Regions from separate parts of the Homo sapiens genome. Here region 1 is linked to region 2. The links are chromatin loops, found by intact Hi-C in ENCODE. Cell type or tissue: prostate gland. All regions are shown on one strand. Links, peaks and the distances in the headings refer to the core of each region. The heading gives the core; the rest is flanking DNA. Region 1 has its middle 360 kb from the start of LINC01753. Region 2 has its middle 290 kb from the start of LINC01753.

Region 1 (8,337 bases), core at 315-8,314, 65 kb before region 2:
GGGCAATGGAAGGAGGAAGGAATCAATGCATGGCTGAGAGCCGAACAGAGGGTCAAGGATGTTAGGGAGGGTGAAGGGATTGTGTGGCATCTGTGTCCCTGCTGTCTGGAAAGCTGGGACATGATGGGTAGATGGTGGATATTCATAAGGCATGGAAGTGAGAATTGATTCACTGGTGCAAAAGCAGGGGCATTTTTCACCATTAATTTCCAGTTATCACGAGCTTTTATAGCACTGATTTTACAGGGCCACACTGTCAGTTTTTCAAGTCTGATGCCTACTTGGGAGATTATTCCAAGCTTTTCTCTCTGAAAGCCTCAGTTTCCTCATTTGTAAAATGGGAATGACAATAATTCTTGCCTCAGATCCTGGGTGCAGAAGTCAAGTTGGATGTCAACATATGAAACTCTTCAGAAACTCTAAACCCTGGGCAGTTATTGGAAATCTAGAAGGAATGAAACTAGCTTGTGAAAAGCCTAAGGGAAAAAGGGAAAGGGGCAGTTATACCTGTGTCAGATAGGCTCATGAATGGAAAACTTGGCTGCAAGTGGACCTCTTTGTTCAAAACAGAACATTCCTACTTATTAGCTGATTCTTGAAGTGGTCACTTCCACAGGCGTCCACTGTGGTTCTGGTCAGTGGAGGCCTCAGCATGCGAACATTCGCCAGGATGGCAGATTTTGAGCCTGTTGGTGACACCTGGGTCATCACAAACTTAGCGAAACTCTTTCTTCCCATGAAGGGAGATTGATTCCAGAATCTAAGTTTGGGCCAGCAGGTTATTTGAAACTAGCTCTGGGTGTCTTAGAAATACATGGGGAGGAAGAACAAAACGTTTGTCTTCTTTGAGCTTTTGATGGGAAGGCCTTTGAGCCTCTTCCTTTTCTTTTCCTTCCCTGCACCCCCAGGCTCCTTTAGAAAAAAAGGTTTATTGTGAGCTCATAGAATCATAAAATTTTGGACCTGGTTCCTGGTGGGAGGACCTTGGGTTCATTGAATCCAATCCTTCCATGGTACAGCAAAGGAAATGTGGGTCCAGAGTAGGAAGGATGTGTACCTGAGGTAGCACAGCCTTGTCATGTTGGGAGACAACTCGTTTCCTGCTTCTTAGTGAAGATCCTTCAGTCAACTAAGAAGTGGGTCCAAACTCTCCTCTCACCCTTAGGATAACTCTCCAGGCATATAGGATTTCTTGGACCTTCATATTGAGTTTCTTAGGGAGACAGAGCAGTGAGCCATCTGAGGCTTTGTGTTCTCTGCTGCTCCCGTTGTCTGAGTCCTGTGGCCGCTGAGCCCTGCTGCCACTCTTCCCGTCCCAGACTCAGTTACTGCCACCAGGGCTTGGACTGAGGTGAAGCAAGAAAGGAAGCCATCTGCCTGGGCAATTACAGGAACTTGAGAAGAAGGCTTCCTTAAATTTTCACCCTAGGCCCTTCACTTGCCTCACCCTGATGCCAGCCTTGACCTCTTCTGGCATTCCGCAAACGTGTCATGCCCTCTCCCACCTCAGGACTTTTGTGTTTGCTGCTTCTTTTTGGCCTGGAACATTCCATCCCTGAGAGCTGTGTGGCACCCTCACTGCCTTCTGTCTGGGCTCTAAGATCACCTTGGAGGGAACTTCCCTGAGGTGGGGTGGCTGTGTCTTCTGTTTATCCCTCACCCAGTTTTATTTTTCACCCCAGCACTCAACAACTCCTGACACGTTTGTTTACTTCTTGCCTTGACCCTCCATGTGGTATGAATGACGGCCCCTGAAAGTGGCAGAGTGGGGGCAACCCTCAATACATATTGGTTGACTAAAGGATGGAAAGGCTGAGCAGGGGTCACCTGTCTTGCCTCCTCCTTCAAGATGTGACTTTCCATTCCATGGAGTCACTCTGGCTAATTCTTTGGTTTCATTGTCTCCTTAAAAATCTCTCCAAAATATTCAGGCTGAAAGTGCTTTGATGTACCAAGTTTATAGTACACACTCAGACCTTTTTTTAAAAAAATTCACTTTCATCTAACTTTTTGTATTAAAAAATCCTATAATCCCATAACCCACCACCTAGAGGCAGCGTGTTCATTGAGGTTGTTTGCTGTACTTCACATGTGTTTATTAAGACTGCAGTGAAATGGCTGTAAGTGGTAGCTGCTTGTCTGGCAGAGGAAGAGCATCCCTCTGGCCCCATCAGGGATGCTCTGGCACAACAGGTAGGATCTTCATCATTGCCCTCCCCATTCAAAGCCACCATGGCCCCCTTTGCCTGAAGACTGAGGTCTCAGCTCCTCCTCCACAGGGCTCTTGAAGTTCTGCCACACTGGGCTCAACCCCTTCCCAGTGCTCCCTCCCTTTTGCACCCTTAGAAACCTTTGCTCCAGCCAGACTTGTCTCCTCATTATCCTTCCAATATCTGCGTCTGCAGCTTTCTCCCTTAGAAACCTCATTATTTCCACAGCTTCAATTCCCCCACCCCCACCCCATTCTTTGTTTCCAGACCTCAGCTACAGCTCAAATTTCAAATTGCCTGTTGGCATCTCTTTCTGTGAGCCCTGCCAGCAACTCAAACTCAGCATGGCCAGAGCCTGCCTTTATTTTCTCTCCCCAAATTGTCCTCCTCTTTCCTCCCCACATTTCTATTAGGAGTCCCATCATTCTCACTGACACCCAAGTTGGAAATTTCAGAGTCTGATTAGCTTTTCTTTTTCTTTTGCCACCACATCTAGTGAGTCACCACATTCTATCAGTTCATCCTAATGATAGCTGTGGGTATGTTATTAGTCCATTTTCATACTGCTATTAAGAAATACCTGAGACTGGGTAATTTATAAGGAAAAATAAGTTTAATCGACTCAGAGTTCCACATGGCTGGGGAGGCCTGACAATCATGGTGGAAGGTGAAGGAGGAGCAAATGTACGTCTTACATGGTGGCAGGCAAGAGAACATGCATAGTGGAACTGCCCTTTATAAAATCATCAGATCTCTTGAGACTTAATCATTATCACAAGAACAGCAAGGGCAAAACCTGTCCCCGTGTTTCAATTACCTCCCACTGGGCCTCTCTCACAACATGTGGGGATTATGGGAGCTACAGTTCAAGATGAGATTTGGGTGAGAACACAGCCAAACTATATCAGGTATATTGACTAATCACAGACCCACTATGTGTCAAGTAGCATAGTAAGTCCTCACCTAATGTCATCCATAGTTTCTTTTTTTTTCTCTCTCTTTTTTTATTATAAGTTCTAGGGTACATGTGTAGAACGTGCAGTTTTGTTACATAGGTATGCACGTGCCATGGTGGTTTGCTGCACCCATCAACCTGTCACCTACATTAGGTATTTCTCCTAATGTTAACCCTCCCCTAGCCTCTCCACTCCCAAACAGGCCCTGGTGTGTGATGTTCCCTTCCCTATGTCCATGTGTTCTCATTGTTCAGATCCCACTTATAAGAGAACATGTGGTGTTTGGTTTTCTGTTCTTGTGATAGTTTGCTGAGAATGATGGTTTCCAGCTTCATCCATGTCCCTACAAAGGACATGAACTCATCCTTTTTGTGGCTGCATAGGATTCCATGTGACTGTGAAACAAAGTATAAAAACCAATTATTTTTCTTATCAAGATTATAAGGAAAGAAAGGTGAATGTGAGACATTATTCAAGGACCTGCTGTTTTGCTTCAAGTCACAGTTCCTAAGAACCTATTGATAACATTGAGGATTTAGTGTATTGTCCACAATCTCCAAAATGAGGCTGTATGATGCTTAGGGTACAAGTGAAGCTGGGGTAATACAGGGACCCAGGTATTCAGTGGCCTAACTTAAGCAGGTGTTTATTCCTCTCTTCTGTAATAGTCCAGAGGCAATAGTTCAGGGAGAGCAGGACTCTTGTCCTTTTAGGGCAGCTAGGAATCCAGGCTAGTAGGTCAGTCTGTTGTCTGCATTGTGTCTTTCTGAGACCACTCCAGTTGTTTCTATTTTCCAGCCTGCAGAAATAATTAGGCTGGGAAATTAGCAAGTAGCTGAGCCTGTCTTTGGGAGTGACTTGAAAGTCACACACATCACTTCTGCATGTGTCGCCCTGGTCTGAACTTAGTCTCATGACCACATCTAGCTCCAAACAAAGCTGGGAAATGTAGCTTCTAGCTGGCTACAGTTAGAGAACTTAAGTTCTCTAACTCTATAACCCAAGTGCCTTCACCCTGTCACAGGCCCCCCATGACCTAGCCGTTGCCTCTGTTGGTCGCTGCCTCCATGACCTGGTCTCTGCCTCACTCCAGCCTTCTCTCTCTCTCTGTTCCTTCTCTTGCACTGACTTGTTGTGGTTGGCCTGGGTACCTCCAGGCTTGGGCACATACCTGGAATGGTTTGTCTCCACAACCTGCTGGGTAACAGCTGTTTGTACTTCATGACAGCTTGGGTGGTTTCTTCTCCAAGAGGCCTTCCCTGACCTTCTCTTCTCCTCACTAGATTAGGGGATTCTTCCAGGTTCTCAGGTGTTGCATTCCTCTATCATAGTACTTCGAAAATTATTATGTATGAAATACTTGTAAGCTTGGTTTCCCTGCTAGCATACACATTCCATGAAGAAGGTCCACAGCTTTCATCTCAGTGCCTCCAGCACACAGCACAGAATAAGAAAAAACACTAGGGTCCCCTTAAGACTGCAAACACCTTGAGGATTGGCCCATGATAGTTTTATTCATTCTTCCTTTCATTCAATGAACACAGACATAACTCTCATACTCAGCAGATCAGACTCAATGCTTTGGCTGGTTGTAATAGTTTTCTAGAGCTGCTGTAACAAAGAACCACAAACTGGGTGATTTAAACAACAGAAATTCCTTTTCTCATAATTCTGGGGGCTGGAAGTCCAAGATCAAGGTGTAGGCAAGGTTATTTCTTCTGAAGCCTCCCTTATTGGCTTGTAGATGGCTGTCTTCTCCCTGTGTCTTCAGAGAGTCTTCCATCTGTGTGTGTCTGTGTCTTAATCTCCACTTATAAAATCACCAGATTGGATTAAAGCCCATCTAATGACCTCATTTTACCTTAATTACCTCTTTTATTTATTTATTAATTTTTTTTTGAGACGGAGTTTTGCTCTTGTTGCCCAGGCTGGAGTGCAATGGTGCAATCTTGGCTCACTGCAACCTCTGCCTCCTGGGTTCATGCCACTCTCCTGTCTCAGCCTCCCAAGTAGCTGGAATTACAGGCATGCGCCACCACGCCAGGCTGATTTTGTATTTTTAGTAGAGACATGGTTTCTCCATGTTGGTCAGACTGGTCTCAAACTCCCAACCTCAGATGATCTGCCCACCTCGGCCTCCCAAAGTGCTGGGATTACGGGCGTGAGCCACCACGCCCAGCTCCCTTAATTAACCTCTTTAAAGAATGTATCTCCAATATAATCACATTCTAAGGTCCTGGGGGTTAGGTCTTCAACATACAAATTATGGAGGGACACTATCCAGCCATAACACTGGCATAAATTGTGTGGGGCAAAGACGGAAGAACAGAATATGACCAGGAAGGGTAGAGAAATGTTCATGGGGAATGTTTGCAGAAGTCCTCAGGACTATGAGGTCCTCAAGGGAACAACTGTAGCTCATTCCTCTCTGTATTCCTTGTGCCTAAAGCAGAGTGTGGCTTGCAGCAGATGCTCATAAGATAGCCCCAAATAAACAAATAAGCCAATGAATGAAGCAGCATTTGGTCTAATAATGCTGCTATTTGGATGGCATAACTGCTAGCAGGATTATAGCTCTGTTTTTTCGGGCTTTCTTCTTTCCTTCAGGGTCAGAGAGCAAGGCTCCACGTTTCTCATTTGCCTCCAACAATGGCCATCAGGATCAAAACTTTCCAACCCAATTAAACATTTGGGTGGTTGGGACCCACCCAAGGAAAACAAGCATGTGCTCAATCAAATCTTTTATTTGGAAAATGTTTTTCAGCTGAGAGACCTGGGCCCCTTGTCATGCCTGGCTCTTAGATCCTGTTGTTACAAGCCAGAGTGGAAATTTAGGAAAAAAGAACAACTTAGATTTAAGCATGATAATCCCTCAAATCTGTTAAATTCTTTACAGTTTTTACAGAAGGCTTTCACTTAAATGATCTGCTTTGACCCTCCCAACGACTCTGTCAAGAGGGTAACAGAAAGAGAATAAGCATGGAGGGCCAGATTTAAGTTCTAATCCTCACTGTGCTACTTCCTGGTGGTGAGCACTTGGGCAGATTGATTTTCTTAAGATCTGATTTTCTCATTTGTGCAATGGAGACAATAATACCAATGTCTCTGGGTTGCTTTGAAGATGAGTTGATACCAGGTATCAGAAAAAGCCTGGCATGTTCTGGCCACTCAGAAAATAGAGTAAAAGCTTAAACTAAGAATTTGAATCATTGTCTTCCCTCACTTTCCCTTTTCCTTTGTAAAATGAAGAAAACATAGTAAATACTTCATAGAATTGAGGCAATTAAATGAACAACACATGTACATGCTAAGTGCTCAGGAAAAGGTTAGTAGTCACAGTTACTTGTTTCAAACTCATAACTTAAAAAAAAACCTACACACTTAATAGCTTCCTTCTGCCTGTTTCGAACTTCAACCTTCGATTTTGAAAAAAATCTTGTAACTTTCTGTTGTAGGAGAAATAGGCAGATGCATGGAAACCACACCAAACTGGGCATTAAGAGCCTGGGCTTAGGTCTATTTTTTACACTTGCTTGCTGTGAGACCTTAGGTAAGTCACTTATCACTGCAATAAGCAGATTGGACCAGATTAACGCTCCTTATAGCCCCCAAGAATCTATATGGTTAGTCCACAAATCTTTTGCCCAAATCCAGTAAGAAACCTTAGCACCTTAAAGGAAAACTTAATTGAAAATTTTCTGATTTACGTATACTTAACCAAACAAAACCCTACTTTTTAAGAGTCCTTTGATGTTTAAGCTCCCTTAAGGAGTCTTTTTTTGTTTTAAGGGACATTTTAAAGCTTTTCTTCTTAGAAACAGGAAATCAGATTTTGGCATGGGAAAAGAAATTCGAACACACCAAGACTTGGGGGGTGGGAGCAGTTGGTTTGCTTTCAAACAGGATTCTAGAGGGTTCCCAAGATTGGCAAGAGGTGGCCCAGGCCACCCTGACTCAGCCTCCCAAGGGTTTGCCAACTCAAAAGGCGGTGTGGACGTCTGGGGCGGTGGCAAGGGAAGTGAGCCTGAAGCATTTCCTTGGCCTTTTCGGACTTGTTGAATGTTTTCTTTTTGCCCTCAGTCCCATGTCTTACTTCTTAGTCTCTTTTGTGATATTTGGCAATCCAAATTGCCAAATACCTTAAGTGATCTCTAAGGAAAATATTTTTCACTAGATGATTGCTTTTTCCTTCCAGAAAAAGAGAAAGAAAAGAGAAGAAAAACAGACAAATACACAAATACGTGTGGCAGAGTGAGTTCCAGTTACCACTTTGAAAAGCTCTTAAGCATTCTGTCAAGCCAAATGATTTCACAAAGTTTAAGCAGTCATCAAACAGGCAACTGGGGTGGGGGAAGAAGATCCCAGCTCGAACTTCCAGCAGCCAAGTGACTCAAAACAGTCCCCTTCACCCCTCTGAGCTTCAGTTTCTTATTTAGGAGGTGGAGAAATGAGGACTGTTCCACCGGGGTGGCTGATAAGGTCATGTGTGATCAGGGATAGTCTGAGGCCCCAGTAGATGCTCAACGAATGCCCCCTTTCTTGATCTGGATGGGCAGTGCTTTTGTTGACTGACCAGTCTGTCCTTTGTCCTCCTGCAAATGACTGATGTGGATGCTGCAGGCTTAGAGAGGTGGTGTGCCATGGAAGGTGGAATGCTGGGCGGGGGGCCAGATGACCTTGCTGCAGCTGCTGCTTCTTCTCCCTCTCCTTCTCCTTCTTCTCCCTTTTAAATTGTGATGAAAACAAAACCCACATAATAAGCTAACCCTCCTATCAAGTTTTAGGCCTACAGTTCAGTAGTGCTAACTCTATTCACATAATTGTGTAACAGATTTCTAGAACTTTCTATCTCGCAAAACTCAAATTCTGTACCCATTAACAACTCCCATTCCTGTCTCCCCCACCCCCTGGTAACTGCCGTTCTACTTTGTATCGCTATGATTTTGTCTACCCTAGCTATCTCATATAAGTGAAACCACACAGTATTAATCTTTTTGTGACTGATTTATTTTCCTTAGTGTAATATCCTTAAAGTTCACCTGTGTTGTAGCATGTCAGAATTTCATTCCTTTTTAAGGATGAGTAATATTCAATTGTATGTATATTCTACATTTTCTTTATCCATTCATCTGTTGATGGACATTTGGGTTGCTGTCACCTTTTGGCTATTT
Region 2 (8,337 bases), core at 89-8,088:
GAGGAGGGGAGAAGGTAGGCTGGTATAGAGGAGAGGGGAAAGTAAGATGGCACAAGATGATTTAGAATCATAGACCTATAGAATGTTTAAGCCAGAAGGGTCCTTAGAGATCATCTAATTCAACCCTTTTGGAGACATTCTAATGTCATGCCTAAGTGTACGGACTCTGGGGTCAAATGGCCTGGCTTGAAGTCCAGTTCCAATTCTTTCCAGCTGTGTGGCTTTTGAACATGTTCTTAACCTCTCTGTACCTCTCAGTTTCCTCTCTATAAATATATATTAATATAATGATAGTATGTCTAACTTGTAGGGCTATAGGAACTAAAAGGCTTAGATTAGTGTCTGGTGCACAGTAAATTTAAGAGTTAGCAATGATTTCTTTTTTTTTTAACCTTTGGGAAAACTGAGGCCCAGGACTTGGTTAAGGTTGTAGAATAAGAGGGTGACAGAGCCTAGATGAGTCTCATTCTCTCACATTTTAGTTCTCCCTCTCCCACTTTTTTTTTGAACATAGACCAAAATTTTAGAGCCAAAAATAGTTTGAATATTATCTATTTTCATGTGCTTATTTAACACATAGAAAAACCAACACCCACAGAGGCTGAATGAGAGACTCAAAGTCACCCATCCAGACAGTGCTAGTGTCAGAATAGAACATGGTCTTAATGACTGTATTCTCCTTCTCGGCAATGCAGAGAGGCTATTGATGATGAAAAATGGAGACAGACTAAGAATAAATGCTCATGTGCCACATCCAGTCTTTCTCTGGGAAGTCTACTCAATTAGAGAGCAGTTCAGGCTTCACATGTTTTTCTAGTCAAACAGAAACAGTAAAAATGGCAACTTAGCTTTGGAAAGCTATGAATCCTTCAGCTTTTGGAAATTATTAGAATTTGGAGATAGCATTTTCATTAAGGAGTTTTTTCTAAGGGGACAGGAGTCCACGAGGGAACCATTCAAGAGGCAAAGATTTGGAGTTAGTTGGGCATCCTAGCCCGTGAGCATGCTGAGGACTGCAAGCCTCTCCCTGTCTTCCCCCTCCAGCTGTGTACACATTACAGGAGCTATGCAAGCATAGAAAAGCATTTTTAAAAATAAGACTAAATAACAGCACCTACCTCATAGATGTAGTTGGGAGGATTAAATAAGTTATTTCATATTAAATGCTTAGAACGGTGCTGGTAGGTAGTAAACGCTCAATGCAGCTCTATATACTCCATAACCTTTGTTTCAATGGCTCTACATTATTTTATAAGATGGCCATATTATAGCTTTTAAAATGTTACCTACTGTGCTGGCATGATTATTGAATGCTGTTTATTTCCCTAGCATTGGTGCCAATGTTTCCTTCTTATGGATAGTGCATTAATGAACAACCTTATCTTTTTTTTTAAATTTTATTATTATTATACTTTAAGTTTTAGGGTACATGTGCACAACGTGCAGGTTTGTTCCATATGTATACATGTGCCATGTTGGTGTGCTGCACCCATTAACTCGTCATTTAGCATTAGATATATCTCCTAATGCTATCCCTCCCCACACACAGTCCCCGGTGTGTGATGTTCCCCTTCCTGTGTCCATGTGTTCTAATTATGAACAACCTTATCTTAAAGCAGGAATCTGCAAACCATAGCATGTGAGCCAAATCCAGCCCATCTCTTGTTTTGTAAATAAAGTTTTGTTGAAACACAGGCACCCCAATTTGTTTAAGTATTGCCTGTGGCTGCTTTGCCTACTAATGGCAGAGTTAAATAGTTGTGACAGAGCCTGTTTTCTTTTGTTGTTGTTGTTTTCTTTTTTTTCTGAGCTTTTTCAGAAAATATTTCTGATGCTATCCTAAATGAATAACCTTAAATGCATAAAAAGGTTTGTTTTCATATTCTTTTTTTAAAAAAGTACACACACACACACACGCATGCACACACGCACACACACGCACACGCACACACGCACACACACACACACACACACACACACCTTTCTCACTAATTTAATTCCTAAACACTCTCCATACATACTCAGTGTGTCTTTTGCAGAGAGCCATGAGGAAAAGGGAAAGAGGAAAGATGGCAGGTGCAAGTCTGGCCCTGATAGATCTGTTAGATGGCGTGCAAGCTGTTTTACATGGTTTGTTTTCTGATTCCATTTATCTATGTGCCCTACTTTTTAAAAATTGTCTTCAAGATTCAAGACTTTGTTACCTGCAAATTTTCAGTTATCTTATGAGGAACATTTTATACTAAGGCAGTAATATGAAATAAAGGAAAGAAAACCATGTTCAGAGCCGAAGATCTGGGTTCTAGGCCTGTTTCTCTACTCATTTGTCACAGGACCTTGGGCAAATGACCTATATTTACAAATTCCCAGTTTACTCCCAGAGCTGGAATGTTCTGTGTGGCCCAGGCTCCAGCTGCTTTCCTCTGGATGGGGCAGTCTCCCATCACCCAGCCTCCCTGCCTTCACGTCACCCCATCCATCCCACCCTACAACTTTTAAAGGGTACCTCCATGATGTCCCTCCCTTCCTCCAAAGTGATCCTGGGGGCTTCATTTTACATGTCTTCCCCTCTCTGAGACTCAGGTCCTCATAGGAAGAACATGAAAAACAACAGGCTACAACTGGATGGTTGTAAAGGTCTGATGAGATCTGTAATATGTTGTTCTGCAGCTCAAGTGGGAGTAAAACTCAAGTCTTTTAACTCCTGGTCCTGTGCTCTTTCCTCCACTCTACAAATAGACTCCAAGAACTTTGCCCCCTTGAAACTTGGGCCAGAAATCCTACTCTTTGGGAAACTCAAATGCTGCAAGTACTTTAAAAATCTTTTTCCTCCATCCAAACTTCTGCTTCGTGGTCTGGCAGGATGCACAAGCTTTCAGCAGGCAGCTGCGATTTTACTCTGTGCCAAGATGCTGCTTGTCTCAGGTTGCTTGGCAATGCAATACTTAATCCTTGGAGTCCTACACCTCCACAGACACACATCTATGCTTTCAGCTCTCAGTTGTTCGAAGAACACTTCCAAATAGATTCATTTCATCTTCAAATAATCCTTAGAAATAGGCATGGCACATATGATTCTCTATGGCATGTAAGAGGACTGAGGCCCAGAGCCGTGAAGTGAACTATTCAAGGTCTCACAGTGATGTTGTGACTCAGGTAGGAGTAAAACTCAAATCTTTTGACTCCTGGTCTTGTGCTCTTTCTTCCACTCTGCAGATATTTTTAAATGGCTTTTTGTCTTTAAATTTCCCACACCTGGCCTTCACTCCAAGTAAAACTTTTGTGTATAAAGTCAGTATTGTGAAGTTGGGAGGGAAATTGGTGGGAAAGAAATCTCATGTTAATGGGCTTTGATGCCAGACAGGAACCTTTGAACTGAGAAAAAAATTCTACAGATGAAATCTCTGCAGAGGAAAAGAAAATAATGTTTTACTTATTTTGAAAAAAGGAAACTGGGCCAGGCTACTGAGGTATTCAATTCTAACATATTAATTTCAAGGAATGCAAAAACTGTTGACATGAGAACTTCTTTGTGGATATGAGAAAAATTATACTTTATTAAGATTCTAAAGATGAGACAATTTCTTTTTCTACTCTGGGCCTTAGTTTCTTCTTCCATAACAGGAGAGGGTGAGTATATCACTTTAGGCTCAGTTTGGCTGCAGTAACAACTAACCCTCGAATGTTGATAACTTACAACAACAAGGATGCCTTTCTTGCTCTCTTAGGTTGGCTGTGGCTCTACTCCAGATCTTCATTTTTCCTGGATCACAGCTGAGAGGGCAGCTCCTCTCTGAGACATGCCAGTCTCATGGCAGAGGGGAAAAATGGCAGAATCATGATTTGGTGATGACAGTTTTTTACTGGCAAATGACATCTGTCATTTTCTTTCACTTTTGTTGGTCAAATCAAGCATATGGACAAGTCCAATGTCAATGAGTGGGAATTATAATTCTTCTCAGGGATAAGCCCAATAGGGGAGGGCCCTATAGGAGGGAAAAACGTATATCTTGGCAATAATACTATCTACCAAAATGGGGTCCAACTATTTACTGAACATCTACATTTGGATGTCTCACCTCAAATTCAGTATGTCCCAAACTGAACTCATCACCTTTGCTCCTCAAAAGTACCCCTTTTTCTATATCTCTTCTCCAGTTAGAAAGCACCATCATCTATCTATCTATCACGCCACCCAAACCAGAATGGAGTTATCCTAGGCTATTCCTTCTTGGTCTCACCTCCCACGTCCTACTGTTAACTAAGTCCTGTGGATTCTGATTCTGAATTACCTCTCACATTAATCTCCTCCTCTGTATTTCCTCTGCCAGTGTCATAGCTCAGGCTGGGGTTGGTGAGGCCTGATCTACTATAATAGTGTCCTTCTGCATCTCCATTGCCAGGTTCGGGCATCCAGTATGGGGTATTGACTTGAGGAACAGGACAATGGGGAACCCACAGGTTATTGAAAGACCAGTAAATTATTTATAAATAGTAATTTTTTTATTTAATTATCTTTTACTTTTCTTCATTTTTTTAAAGGAGGAAGGGGTAGGAGTCAAATACATTTAAGAGGAGTTGACATTTTCCCTGATCTAATATTAGTGAATTCTTCAGTCTTACATTTTAAAGATACAAACGAAGATGATAGGAAATGCAAGCTCTTTAAAAAAGGAGAACCTCCCATGTGTGAGGCCATACATTTGAATGGTCTATTCACCCTGGAAACCTGCCTACTTGATGTGAGGAATTGGAGTCATTCTCGTTCACTGCTGCTCCTCTCCCCATCTGTTCACTGGCATCCCAGGTGCTAGGATCTCCAAAGAGAAAGGTAGAGCAGGAAGGAGGGATGGGGAGCAGGGCCTGAACCAGGAATGGTGGACCTAGGAGTGCTGTAACTTCTGACGCCTCTCCAGATGTTGGTGATAAGAAATTAGAGAGACACACAGCAGGAATAGACCTCAATTACCATGAAGTCTAGCCTCTACATTTAAAGGTGAAGAATTGAAGGCTCCAAATGGGGAAGTGGCTTGCTCAAGATTACCTAGCAAGCTAGAAGCAACACTGGGGCCAGAACCCGGGACACCTGCCTAAGAGTGCAGAGTTCTTTATGAAGTAATAGTCTGTAAAACATGCAAGCGCATGATTAAGCAGAGCCATATGCCTTGTGTATCTGACTCTTTTTGTGCATTTTCTTTTTCACCTTTTAAATCTTCTTCTGCCATCATTGATCTTAACACTATTTAGTCTATTTGAAAGACACCACCAGTACTTCTAGAACTCTCCACTGGTATATTTGCATTTGACTTGAGAGCCAGATGGGCTGCATTGTTGGGAGTGGGCTGGTCTCTGTGTTAGAAGACCTGGGGCCAAACTCCTGCTCTATGACTCATTTGCTATGTAAACTTAGGCTACTGCTTCTTCTCTCTGAGCCTCAGTTTCCTCACTTAGAAAATGGGTGTGATAATGATATGTATCTCTCAGACTGCTTCTTGTAAAGTGTAAATAAGAAGTATGTGAAATTACCTAGTACTGAATTTGATAACTCAGTTTTCATACTTTACTGTGGTATCTTCTCAGTACAAGGTACCAGGGCAACGAAGATTGGCCAGTGTCACCCAGCAAGCACTAGCCACAGGGAATGCACTGTTTATCCTGTCCATGCCACTCACTAATCAATAGATGCAAAGTGACAGGAAGTCAGTTATAGGAGACTGCACAAGGCAAAAAACAAAGACAGGAGTGGGAGAATGATCAGTTCTTTCTGGATGGTCATAGGGACCTTTCAGAAGAGATGGGGTCTTACTCTGTCACCCAAGGCTGGAGTGCAGTGGTGGGATCACATCTCACTGCAGTCTCAAATTCCTGGGCTCAAGTGATCCTCCCACCTCAGCCTCACATGTAACTGGGACTATAGGCATGTGCCACCATGCCTGGCTAATTTTCAATTTATATTTTTGTAGAGACAGGGTCTTGCTATGTTGTCCAGGCTGGTCTCAAACTCCTGGCCTCAAGTAATCCACCTGCTTTGACCTCTCAAAATGCTGGGATTATAGGCATGTGCCATTATAACCGGCCAAGAATTAGTTTTGAAAGATGAAGCAAAACTCTTTAGGTGAGGAATCAGGGTAACTTTAGGGAATATAATACCATAAGCAAATACATGAAGGTGTGAACATGTATGAGTTTTGGAAAACTAAAGTAAGTAATTTAATCTAGGTACAGCACAGAATAGAAGCAAGGGTAGGGAATGAGCAGGCTGAGAAATGAGACTAGAGAGTTTGGGCCAGGATGAAACATGATGGGGCTGGAGTGAAAGGCTAAGGAGTAGGACTTCATCCTGAGCCAGAGCTCAGAGGCTGACCTCCTGGAGTTAGCCCAATGATGTGTTTTGCCTGACTGACATGGGGCCTTGATGTAGGTGGGGCATGCATTTTCCAGTTCTTTCTATTGTCTTCCCAGCCTTGACTCCATGCTGCTACTTCACTCATTTTTATTCCTTGCCTGGACTTTGAAGGCATTTGAGTTTCAGAGGTTGGATGCAGAACACAGATGAAGTCAGATTTGAATTTTTGATTGATGTCTATGGCTGGATTCCTAGTGGATTATAAGGGGTAACACTGGCAGCCAAGAATTCTGTTAACACACAGTTGCAGTACTTCATCTGGGAGATGACAAGATCCTAATCTAAGGCAGTGGTTATGTGGATTGATAGAGAGGAATTAATCTGAGAATCTTTTAGGAGGCAGAACCCATAGGACTCAGTAATAAACTAAGATGAGGAGAAGGAGAGAGAGGGGAGTTAGACTAAAGGGTTTGGGTGAGCAGACTGTCTTAGGACTAGGTATACCTGGTGTCTAGCCTAGTGTCCGAGGCAACACAGAGCCTCAATAAATAATTCTTAAATAAATAAATAAATGGAAAAGGGATTTCAGATGGTTCACAGATTACTAACTTAACAAGAGACACGTAATAGGTATTTGGTAGCTCTTAGCGGAATGTGAGCAGCATGTATCTGACAGTAATGAAGGTTTGGCTCTTCTTTGAAACTCAGAACCAATTCCTCAAGATCCAGATAGCCCATGGAAGCCCACGGAAGGAACTTGGCTGCCTTCTGAGGAGCATAAATTAGAGGCACTTGTTAAGAGAGATGCTGTCTGACATTTCCCTTAGGAGACTCCAGCCAAAAGAGTTCAAAAACTGAGTTCCTTAGCTTTTGGAGATAAAAGTTAGAGAACGTCCAAATCTGGGGCTGCCAGGAGGCTGGGCGCCTTCTTTTTCCTTAGCTCTGTCCTGCCATTGAAGCAATAACAAAGATAGAACCAGCAAAATAAATAAGTGCTCTGCGGATTTCAGGGATAATAATTTTATTGGCCAAATATTAAAATATCAAAGGCCCAGGAAAGGATACAGTTATGAGCCTTTGATGTACCATAAAGGCCCATTTCATGCACCAGTTGGGAGTATTTCAGGACAAAGATGGAATGATATTTTACGTCACCTCTGAGGCATAAAGGACACTTTATGAGTCAAAGGAAGCCAAGTTTTCAAATGGCTGGAGACTGGCAGTTTACTAGTTTGAAATCTAAACAGCAACTCGGATTCCAAATTAAAATTACTCCCACCACCCTGTGCCCGGGAGAGGTTTGCTGAGGTTGTCAGAGGGAATGAAGTGGGGGGAGTGTCCCAGGATCAGGCAAAAGGGATCCCAATTGGTCCAGTCACCATGGGGACCAGGGCCCCAAATTCCTATACTACTTGATGGGCTCAGGCTTACTAAGCCCTCAGGGCCAGAGAAGGACCACCAGCCTGGAAAATTGGGAAAAAAAATCAAAACAAAACAAAACAAATGAAAGAACGGTACTAGATTCTCAGTAAATGCTGCTGGGTGAATATGGAATGAAAAGTTTTGCCTCATTCAGATCTCTGCTTCAATGTTTCTTCCTTGAGGAATCCATTCCACTCTAGCCCCTTGCCTCTTTGACTTTTTTCATTGATATATGATATAATATTAAGAAGTGATGCATGCTATTTGTTTTTTTTTCATTGTATCTTCTTTTATATTATAAGCTCCATGTGGACATGGTCTATATATTTTTCTTTGCGGAAGAACATTGCCTGACTCAGAGAAGGGACTTGTAAACAACTGTTGAATGAATGAATGAAGGCCCCTTAATTGTGCTAAGGCCTGTGCTAGATGATTCAGACCTGGTCTCTGCCTTCTAGTATTCATAGTGTAGTGGGGGAGACAGATACTATGGTGTATTGAAATTAGTAACATCAATGTAGAGTAATATACAGAATGCTATGGGGGTACAAAGAAAGCACCTAAGCAAG

The links. Hi-C counts contacts between places; a loop is a spot of excess contacts. Peaks named below come from ENCODE experiments on the same cell type or tissue, not always from the same donor. Only the 100,000 strongest peaks of a DNase experiment are listed, where the experiment ranks them.
Region 1: a loop joins it to region 2, with 3 times the contacts of the local background. A loop is called at or near these places in 2 of 110 quality-filtered maps.

The regions. Positions count from the first base shown.
Region 1 is chr1:55,582,642-55,590,978 of GRCh38, forward strand. No RefSeq gene overlaps it. Among named protein-coding and RNA genes, the nearest start is that of LINC01753, 360 kb to the right of the region's middle. In prostate gland, for the core only: no CTCF peak of the experiment used is centred there; no DNase peak of the experiment used is centred there; H3K27ac peaks cover 5,074 bases.
Region 2 is chr1:55,647,753-55,656,089 of GRCh38, forward strand. No RefSeq gene overlaps it. Among named protein-coding and RNA genes, the nearest start is that of LINC01753, 290 kb to the right of the region's middle. In prostate gland, for the core only: no CTCF peak of the experiment used is centred there; no DNase peak of the experiment used is centred there; H3K27ac peaks cover 1,643 bases.